3 separate regions of the Mus musculus genome follow, and all the other regions are linked to region 2. The links are chromatin contacts, found by Hi-C or POLR2A ChIA-PET in ENCODE. All regions are on one chromosome and are shown on one strand. Each heading gives the region's core, a stretch centred on a gene start or an enhancer-like site at or near the end of the contact. The rest is flanking DNA. Distances are from core to core; before and after follow the strand shown.

What was found. Hi-C counts contacts between places; a loop is a spot of excess contacts on that map. ChIA-PET counts read pairs that join two places held with the same protein, here RNA polymerase II (POLR2A).
Region 1: a map of T-helper 2 cell shows a loop between it and region 2 (2.3-fold over the local background). The contact joins the promoter of Zc3h12a here to the promoter of Snip1 in region 2. A Hi-C loop is called at or near these places in 2 of 37 maps with a recorded cell type or tissue (T-helper 2 cell and regulatory T cell). POLR2A ChIA-PET finds 5 or more read pairs at or near these places in 1 of 5 experiments (Patski).
Region 3: a map of gastrocnemius shows a loop between it and region 2 (5-fold over the local background). The contact joins the promoter of Gnl2 here to the promoter of Snip1 in region 2. A Hi-C loop is called at or near these places in 5 of 37 maps with a recorded cell type or tissue (T-helper 2 cell, gastrocnemius and heart). POLR2A ChIA-PET finds 5 or more read pairs at or near these places in 2 of 5 experiments (Patski and embryonic stem cell).

What each region holds. Positions count from the first base shown.
Region 1 is chr4:125,125,881-125,129,580 of GRCm38, reverse strand. It overlaps Zc3h12a (zinc finger CCCH type containing 12A), which reads left to right and starts at 1,700. Exons shown (of 6, transcript NM_153159.2): 1 at 1,700-1,814; 2 at 2,499-2,975. The coding sequence starts at 2,533.
Region 2 is chr4:125,065,312-125,068,662 of GRCm38, reverse strand. It overlaps Snip1 (Smad nuclear interacting protein 1), which reads right to left and starts at 1,991. Exons shown (of 4, transcript NM_175246.5): 1 at 1,711-1,991; 2 at 471-573. The coding sequence starts at 1,910. It overlaps Dnali1 (dynein, axonemal, light intermediate polypeptide 1), which reads left to right and starts at 3,006. Exons shown (of 6, transcript NM_175223.4): 1 at 3,006-3,145. The coding sequence starts at 3,065.
Region 3 is chr4:125,028,025-125,031,351 of GRCm38, reverse strand. Gnl2 (guanine nucleotide binding protein-like 2 (nucleolar)) reads right to left here and starts at 1,338. Exons shown (of 16, transcript NM_145552.2): 1 at 1,158-1,338. The coding sequence starts at 1,221.

The DNA of each region.
Region 1 (3,700 bases), core at 451-2,950, 61 kb before region 2:
AAACAAACCTGCAAAAGATAACAGAGATGCAGCTTTAAAAATTATTGTTGGGAGCTGAAGAGAGAACTCAGTGTTTAAGATCACTGGCCACTCTTCCAGAGGATCCTGGTTTGATTTCCGACACCCATGTTGAAGCTCACAACCATCTGTAACTCCAGTTCCAGGGGTCCTAAGCCCCTTGTGGCCTCCTGGGGCACCAGGCATGCATACAAAATTCCCATGCACATCAATACGGTAATTAAAAACTAAATAAAGTCAATAAAAATTATTGTTATCTCTTTTTAGACTGAATGTATGTAGCTATGTTGGTGGTATCTTTTACTATAAAACCATTTTATTAAAACAGCCAATGTCCTTAGAAGACAACTGCATTTGCTTAGACAGGTGAGATATGACTGAAGTATTGACACACAGTAATTAATTCTTACTTTTGAGTGTTTTGGCTTCCTGAGCCTCAGTTTCCCTATATGCAAGCATGCTGGTGACATAATAGACTTTGTCTTCCTGTGTGCAGGTCCTGGGTTCCCTTTCTCCCTCTCCTGGGCACCTCTCTCTTCTCTAGCACACACACATGCATTCGTGCATGCATGCAGGCACACTGACAGCCAGGCTCCCTTCCCTCTGCCCTGAGTCACTAGTGTCCCCCAGAATGCTCATAGTGGTCCCTGGTGCTACAGAGTGGGAGCTCCTATTTTTTTTTTCCAAGACAGGGTTTCTCTGTGTAGCCCTGGCTGTCCTGGAACTCACTCTGTAGACCAGACTGGCCTTGAACTCAGAAATCCTCCTGCCTCTGCCTCCCAAGTGCTGGGATTAAAGGTGTGCGCCACCACACCCAGCTGGGACCTCCTATCTTGATCTACATGGCTGAGGCCCTTCAGCTTTTTCCTGCATTTCTCAGAGGTAAATGGAGCAAGCATGATAACTCACACCTATAACCTCAGCACACAGGATCCTGATGGATGGGGCCACTGGGCTGTTTGAGGCCGGCATGGGTTACATAGCTTGACCTTGTGTCAGAAAGAACAACAAAAGCCAAAGAAAACAGAAGGTCCCTGAGCACAAGGATCTGTCCAATATCTAAGCCCCAGGATGATAATGTACAGGGCTGTGCTCGACTGAGGGATCTTGACCTCTTGAGGATAAGGGACAAGATGAGTTTTTGCAGTCTGCTTGATAGCATTCTTCACGGACTCTCCCATGGCGATTGGTGTCAATGTCCCTCCTTTTCCTGGCATTTCCTCCACCACTATGCAACTTGTGGTGGTGGAGCCCTCCTGTCTTGGGAAGGTATTTACTTCAAGAAAAGTGTCCCTGGTCCTGAGTGTGACTCTATCGCTGAACAGGCTTCAGTTCACAACCTATGTGACTGAACTGGAGTGGCCGGATCTCTGCCGGCTGTGGCCTCAACTTGTGCAACTAGAAACCTGGACCAAGCCGGTGGACGTGTCAAGTTGTTGAAGTGAACCTGCGAGGCCGTTCTATTCCGGTTTTGCATGGTGCACGGAACCTGCTTCTGCAGAGCCGGCGTTAAGCAGTCGGGTGGTACAAGCCTGGAGCCGCCCAGACTTCGTGTGGCCAGGGGCGTGGCTAGAGATGCTGGGGCGGGACTTGTTCAGAAACGGGGCGGAGCCGGCTCCGACCTACCGTGGGGCGGGGCAGGAGGGAGGCGGAGCAGGAAGGGGCGGCGGCCCTGCCCGGCTTCCGCGTCATTGCCCTTAAAGCACCTGCCCGCCTGTCGCGGCTACGAAGGTGCCGTCAGAGCCCGAGACTCGGCTCCATGGACACCTTACAGACGACGTCCGGCGCTCAGCGGGGTGAGTGCTACCGGGTGGAACGGGTGCTGCGCTGCGTTGGGTCTGACTCCGGGAGGGTCGCGCGCGGGCAGTGTCTCCATCGCTGGGACCCCGCTGAGTTCACCCTGGTGCGTGGAACGGGGTGTCTTGGGGCACCCGGCGTTCTCCGGGCTCTAGCCAGGACCTCCTCGCGTCACCGGGCCCGGTAGCCAACCAGAGTCGCCCAGCAACTTTTCTCTCCGTGGGTCACCCCGGAAACTTGTCCTTCCCAGAATAGAACTCTGTCCCTGAGCCGAAGTATGAGACTCGGAGACGAAGGCGGTGGCCACAATGGGGAAGCCCCTGGGTCCCCTGCGCACTTCCAGCCCCAGTTTCCTTCTGAGAGCCCCGCCCCTGCCTCTTGGGTCCCTTGGGTTGGCATGGAACAGAACGGGGTTTGGGGGTGGAGTCAGACCAAGTTCAAATGTTTGTATCACAAACTTTGAGTTGATGATCTTGAGTAAACGCTTACTGCCTGTGCCTCGGTCTCCCTCTTGTAAAAATAACTAATGCTGAGAGCTCTTTGAGAGCACAGCGTGGGCTGACACGTGAGAATGGCTTTGAATAGCGTCTTCTCAGTTCGTGTTGCCCCATTCTGTGGAAGAGAGTCTGAAAGAGACCTATATTGGGCATTGCTTGCCCTTAACCCTGTGGTCTGGTCAATAGGAGCTGTGATGGACACATTCCAAGAATGTGAAATATGAGTGACCCTTGTGGAACGAAGCCTGTCCAAGAATCCAACCCCACCATGAGTCTGTGGAGTCTTGAGGACAGACACAGCAGCCAGGGTCGACCTCAGCCAGACCAGGATCCTGTGGCTAAAGAGGCCCCTACTTCCGAGCTGCAGATGAAGGTGGACTTTTTCCGTAAACTGGGGTACTCGTCCTCTGAGATCCACAGTGTCCTGCAGAAGCTGGGAGTCCAAGCAGACACCAACACGGTGCTAGGGGAATTGGTGAAGCATGGCTCAGCTACTGAACGAGAATGCCAGGCCCTGACGGCCCCCAGCCCCCAGCCCCCTCTGGTGCCCCGGGGTGGAAGCACCCCCAAGCCTTCCACTCTAGAACCCTCACTCCCAGAGGAGGACAGAGAGGGCAGCGACCTGAGACCTGTGGTCATCGACGGAAGCAATGTGGCCATGAGGTATGTGTGGAGACCTGTGGAATAGTGTCTGTAGCTCTTCCTTTGGGAAGGGGGCTTGGCTTTTCTCTTGGACTGGTGAAGGAACACAAAAGCTGTCTGTGAGATCCCACCATGTGCCAGAAGGAACCCCTTAAGCCTTAAAGACTTCCTCAGGGCTGTTTCTCCAATGCTATAAGAAGGAAAACAGCTCAAATCCTTGCCAAGAGTCACACTTCTTGATAAATGAGAAGCAAAGATTCAAACCCAGCCTTCTTTGCCTGGAGTGTACCTTGTGCCATGGTCTATCCTTGCCTACGGCATGAGGCAGGACAGTATAAGGGATTAACCCGTGGGCCAGTCACTTAGCCAGTTGGGCTTTTTCTTCTCCTGTCAAACTTTCCACTCAGGTGGCCCCTGTGGGGAGAAAATTCATAGAACGTGGAGAGTTACAAGTACTCAGTGGAGCCGGGCGTGGTGGCACACACCTTTAATCCCAGCACTTGGGAGGCAGAACAGGCAGATTTCTGAGTTCAAGGCCAGCCTGGTCTACAGAGTGAGTTCCAGGATAGCCAGGTTCTATACAGAGAAACCCTGTCTCAAAAAAGAAGAAGTACTCAGTGGACAGATGTTATTCCATGACTTGAGTCTTCTGGGATCTCCTTGTCCCCGACTCGAGCTCCCACTGAAGCAAGGCTCATTAGTTATTCAGAGCTTCCTAGCCCTAACCAGCTGTGACCTTTTGGTCA
Region 2 (3,351 bases), core at 742-3,241:
TCTGTGCTGGTTTCAACAGCACCAAGGACAATCTTCTAACCTAAAGACCCTGGGCTTAAGTGTGCATCCAGAACAATAGAAAGAGAGAAGCGGCCAGCCAGGAGGTAAGGAAGGATAAAGGCGGAGAAGTATCAGACATCATGAGGCACCTTGATGGTGGTGAAACGTCTGTGTCCTGACCACGACACTGTCCAGCTGTGCGAGAAGTTGCCATTGAGAGAAACATGGATATGTACATCTCTCCGTATTATTTCTGACAAGAGTTATCAGAATCAAATCAACAATTGTCTCCAAACGTTAAAATTTCAGGAAAAACAGCCCCAAATACATATCCCATTTTTAGAAAAGCCCACTGCAGTGACAAGGAAGCATGTCCACACCTGGCTGCCAACCTCTTGGGGTTCAGCAACAGCTCTGGGCTGGAGCTTTCCACCCATGGTCCCTGCCCACTCACTCACTCACTCACTCACCTGCTTCACTTTGACCATGGGGTAGTGGGGACTCTGGCTTCTCTTGGTCCGTGGTGACTTGCTTCTTCTCCCAGAGGACTTGCTTTTCTTCTTGGCTGGGGACCTTTACAGAGAATGGTACACAGGATTTTTTACCTCAAAGTTCCTTCCCGAAAGTAAGTTAGCTTCCAGGATCAGGCTCACCTACTAAACACAACACATCTGTGAGATCAGTAGCCACAGCAGGCCTTCACTTCCCATAAACACTTCTCCCAACCACATACACAATGGCCTGCTAAGCCTTCTCACCTAGACAACCTTATTCTCCAACCCCAACGCCTCAGAAACCTTTCTTCTCCGGATGCGCCATCCTACTATCTGGCACTACTATCCAGGAAGCCAATCTAGCCTGGTTTTTTCCCTAACACAACTCCCTTCTCCAACAACCAAAACCAATCCCTTGGCAGGTCTCAGGGCCCTGCCCTGTCCTCCATCCCACATCCTTCCTACCAGCCTACAATGCTGCTCCATCTCTCAATTCCAGATATGCTGGCTGTTTTGTTTTTGTTTTTGTTGCTGCTGTTGTTCAACTTCTAAAACAAACAGAATTCCAGCTCAGGTTCTATGTATATATTTTTCTGTCATAATCGTGCACGCGCCGTGTTTGTGTGTATACACTCAGAAACCTCCTGTCTCAGCATCCCCTCTGCTGGGTTACAAGCATGCCCGACCACAGTGGGTTGGTCCTTCCTGGAGTCTTTGCTAAAAGACTCTTGACTCAAGAGAATGGATCAATCCTACCAGCCAGGTCTCCGTTAAGGAGCACCTCTGTACAAGCCCTCTCTTTTTTCTACCCAGCCTCTCGCTACCACACTGCCGTTTTGATCTGTCTTTAATACTGACTGAAATTATCTATTTGTTGTTTTCCTTCTTCGAGTTAGAGCCTGCCCAACTTCGCCAAGGAAAAAGCATCTCTCTTCTTTGCCTTGTGACCCAGTACCTCCAATTGATCTTTAACCCACACTACGCACTCAATAAATCGATGCCACATGGAGGCATTGGCGAATGAGTGCTGCGAAGAAGTCGCCAAGACCCAACGTGTCTTTGTAGGCAGACGAGGGGAGAAGCCACTCGCACCATCCACTCGCGGGCAGGCGGGGGAAATCTCATTTCAACTCAACAGGTGCTCTGCACTCCAGAGCCGCTCGCACCACCGGCCCCCGCGCCATCCCGTCCTCCGCCCAATCACCGGCTCGCTTACCGGGCTCGGCTCCCGCGGTGACCCGAGTGGCCAGGCTCGGCGGCGGGCGGGGACAGGCTAGCGGCTGGAGCGTCGGGCCGGCGGTGCGCGACGGGTTCGGGGCTCAGACGCTCCTGTTTCACCACCACGGTCGTCAGAGCGTCGCCTGACCGGTGTCGCCGCCGGCCGCTCCGCTCCCGCTCGCTTTTCCCCGCCTTCATCCTGCGGCCCGACCGAGAGTCACTTGCACGGTCCGTTGAGCCACTTGAGCCGTAGGAAGTGACGGACAGCTTTGCACTTCCGCTTCCGGGCAGCGCGCTATCCCAGAAGCCTTCACGGTGTCGGCCCCCCTGATGGGCGGGGCCCCAGGTGTTTGAGTCTCAGACGCTGGGGACGCCGGCGCGAGTGGCCACGGGGTCCCCGCTGCTGGGAGGTGTGGCTGGAGTACTGAAAAGGCAGGGCCAACCCCCCGGGAGGCTGAAGCAGGAGGATCGCAGTAATTTCGAGGCCAACCTGGGCAATTTAGTGAAACTGTCTCAAAATCTGAAAAAGTTGTAGCTCGGATAGATCGCAAAGCTCTGAATTCATCCTCAGCACCGCCAAATAGAAATCAAGAGTTAAAAGGGGAGGGAAGGCTGAGATTGTAGCTTAGTTACCGAGCGAGCGTTTGCCTCGCGAGTACGAAGCCCTGGATTAGTCCCCAGAACCTCAAAAAAATATATATGACAATCTCCCCCCCCCCCCGTCATAGTCAGGTTTTCAGTGTACCCTGGCTGTTCTAGAAGTCACTCTATAACCAGGCTGACCTTGAACTCTGCCTCCCTCTGACTCCCAAATGCTGTCATTAAGGTGTGTGGTACCATCGCCCAGCTTTTTTTTTTTTTTTTTTTTTTTTTTTTTGAAAAAAGAAAAAAACCTGTGGGAAAGCTAACCCAGCTCTGTTCCTTGCGCGTTATTAGTAGTTACGAAACACAGACACTCAACAATGTGAAACTCTTTTTTGTTTCTTGAAATAGTGTCTCTATATAGCCTTGGCTGTCCTGGAATCCACAAAGATCTGCCAGCCTCTGGCTTCCAAATGCCAATCGTCGCCAAATACTCTATAGAGTCACTAGATGACTTCCGTTTTAATCAAAGGTGGTCTGTCCATTTCATCATAAACCGAAACAGACCTAACGCTAGGGGTCCAGTCTTCTTTACTAAGAAACTTAGTGCTTGCGGAGAAAGCACAGTAGAACAAAACTTGCACGCGGCCGGCACCGCCTTCCTCAGAGGCCCCGCCCCATCCATGGGGCAAGGAGAGGAGGGGTTTCCATGGTGATCGCAAACAAGACTCCACAGGGGCCGCTACGGAGTTGTTACCCCTACTGCCACCATGATACCCCCAGCAGACTCTCTGCTCAAATATGACACCCCGGTGTTGGTGAGCCGGAATACAGAGAAACGGAGCCCCACGGTATGAACAGGCGTCTCAGGGGACGCGAGATCCTACAAACTCCCATGGGGAAAAGACATCCCAGCTTTGAGGATCTCTGGAATTTCAGGGGACAGATTGCTGGGGCTGACAGCCAAGGGAATTGGGACAGGGATGGAGGTTGGGAGAAGAGAACAAGAAGCCTAGCTATGACCTTAGAGGACAAATTTAAGATGAGAAAAGTCACA
Region 3 (3,327 bases), core at 89-2,588, 37 kb after region 2:
CCCTCAAGGTTTCCGTCTACATTTTTCAGCTGTTGATAAACTTAACCCCTGCTTAGAAACATCATCACACTAATCACCAACCAATCCCAAGTGAATCTTCCAAATGCATGGTATTATGTGACTTAATACAGTTATAAAAGATCACAAAGTAACGCAGCAACTTTCCTGCATGTTCTCCTTTAGTACTGCTACATACACAGTACTAAACATTATACGGATATATGTGGGTAGATGCCTTGAAGGCCAGAGGTATCAGATTCCCCTTGGAGTTGAACTTCCAGGTAGGTGAGAGCTGATTGAACTGGAATTGAACTCTGGTCCTCCTGCAACAGCAGTACGAGTGAGCTCTTATTCTCCCCATGTTCTCTCCAGTCTCTGAGTGTTTTCATCATTTTTTTAAAAAAATCTAATCAAAACCCTAATTATGCAAATTACAAGGAGATACAGAAGTCAGCTATCCTTGCAGCCTTACGGAGACAAGAGTATACCTAATTTTTCCCCCCACCAGTTTGAGACAGTCTCACTATGCAGACCAGGCTGGCCTCGAATTCACAAGAGATCTGTCTGTCCTGCCTTCCCAGTATTGGGAACTACAGGGATGCGTCACCAAGCCCCTCTATGACTAACCCATATTTAAACACAGTTTTAGTAGCTAAATCAAAGTGGGAGGGACTCCTCGAAAGCCTGTTTTGTTTGCCCTGTAGATGGGAATTTCTCGTATCTCAAAACCACCTCTATTGAAATCACTATATTTACCTGAAGTGTTGCTTATGCATGGTCTGATTCCACGGTCAAAGCTAAGGTGGCACGAATGCTATGGTTAAGGGTAAAATGCCACCTGGGCCAACCTACTCCACTCTGTGTCTTCAGTCTGTACCCTGTAGTCCAGATAGCCACTAACTCGTGATCCCCTCTGCCTCAGCTTCCTAAGTGCTGGGATGACAGGCATGTGCCAGGACTCCAGGACCCTAGCCCACTTTTAACTTGCCTTTCTCTACACCTCCTCCTGAGAGGCCTCGGGGCTGCCAGAGGCTGGCGTGACTCATCCCCCAACTTTAGAGCAGGTGCCTAGACCTCGGGTCCGCCGCCCAGGCCGGAACGGGCCTTCCTCCGTCCCCGACGGCTCCTGCGGCCTGGTCCCGCCCGGTCCGCCGTACCTGGGTTGGTGCTGGCCGCCGAGCGGTTGATGGTGCTCCGTCCTTTGTACTTGGGCTTCACCATCCTGACGACAGTACCGACACCGCTCTGCTACTCGCGAGGTAAACCACTTCACGACTTCCCAGCCGGGAAAGCGTCCTGTGTGAAGCACGTTGGACCCTGAACACGCGCGACGTCACTTCCGCTCGCGCTACGCGACTTCCTGAGAGCGCGCGGCGCTTGCCTAAGGCTGACCCGGCTCCGCCTCTGTCCTGCTCCCGCCTCCCCCGGGTCTAGCAACCGTCAAGCGTCCCTTCCATAGCAACGTCCAGGGCACCGGGCAGTCCTGGGTTTAGTGAGAAAAAGAGAGAAAGAGAAAAAGAGAGAAGCCTGTTCTCGGCCCAGTGCATGAGCTGATGGGAATTTGCCCTCTGAACCTTTCTAAAAGTGTTCCAGCAAGAGCGGGCAAATATCAGAACAGGTCATACCTGCCTTTAAATTTTAGGCTGGAGTAGAGCAGTTTTTAGTAACAACAGACTTTGGATTCAAGCCTCAGCTTGAAAGAAAGAGAGAGAGACAGAGAGACAGAGAGAGAGACAGAGAGAGAGAGAGAGAGAGAGAGAGAGAGACAGAGAGAGAGAGAGAGAGAGATTTTAAATTCTCCAATGGTTTATTATCGCAAAGAGAGACAGATTCAAACTCCTTCCAATCCCTACAAAACTTGTGATCTGGCTCCGTTCCTCTGACCTCATTTCTCCCTCTTCTGACATTTACACTGAATGTTGCTCTGTTTGATCACACATTCCCTGAATCGGCATCGCTGGTTCCTTCTGGTCAGTTCCTGCTCAAATATCCTCTATCCATAGGATTGCAAACACTAGCAAATTCATCAGCATGGTGACACACACCTATAATACCAATGCTCAAAAGGCAGAGGAAGGAGTTCCAGACTTGTCCACATTATATAGCATGACTTGTCTCCAAGAAGGTGGAGGAGTAGGAGTAGGAGCAGGAGGAGGGGGAGGAGGAGGAGGAGGGGGAAGCAGGAGGGGGGGAGGAGAACATCAAGAAAAAAAATACAAGACAGTGAAATTTGAATTTCAGGTTAAAAATAAATAAACACACTTTCTAGCTTATATTCCAATCATCGTTTAGGATAACTTAAAGGATCTAAGGAAACATGATATACTTGAGAGGCTAAGGCAGGAGGATTGTCACAAGTTCAAATCCAGCTTGAGCTACATAGAGAGACCCTACACCAAAAGATTTTTTTCACTGTTCACTTGTTTTTAAATGGAACTACATTCTCTTGATCTATCTGGCAGCAGCTCCTTTGGCAGAAGTATTTGCTGAGTTACTGATTTAAGTCAGCCACTCTCTTCCTGTTATTCCATCCCACCTCACTTCACGGCACATGCCACTACCCGAAATGACTCTGTTCACAAGAGCATTGGCTGCTTTCTTGGGTCTAGGCCATAAGCTTAGGAAAATGGAAATCAGGTACGTTATTCACCTCCGTGTCCCCAGAACGTAACAAAGCTGAGTGTGTTGGCATGAGCCTCTAACCTCAGCATTTGAGGTTAGACTATCTGCCGTGAGTTCAAGGCTAGTCTAGCCTGGGCTATATAGGAAGATACAAGCCAAACTGTAGAAAAAGACATTATCTTTTTGTTTGTTTGTTTGCTTGTGTTTTGAGATAGGGTTCCTTTTTGTAGCCCTAGCTGCCCTGGAACTCACTCTGTAGTCCATGCTGGCCTCCAGAGTGCTGGGATTAAAGTGTGTGCCACTTCCAGTGTGGCGGTGTGCCACCACAGCCCTCTGAGACATTATCTTGAGAGAGAGAGAGAGAGAGAGAGAGACTGTCACAAAGGTGCAGTTAAGTATGTAAAGGTCCCCTGGGCTTAAAAATTAAAAACACTTTGAACAGGCATCTGACATAAAATAAGGCCTTACTAAATCTTTCTTGGATGAATAAGGACAGAGGTGGGGGGGGGGTACCTCTTGTCTAAAGGGCCCCATGAGACCCAGGGAATTCTGTTTCCCAGATTTCAACCAAGTGCCTTTTCTGTTGGGACTTGAGTTGACAGGAGTGCCTATCTGTGTGCCTTCGAGAAGGACCAGAAAAATGCTGATTGAGTAAGATCCATGAGAAGTGTGGGGCCATTGGATCTGAGTTCATTTTGTAAGAAG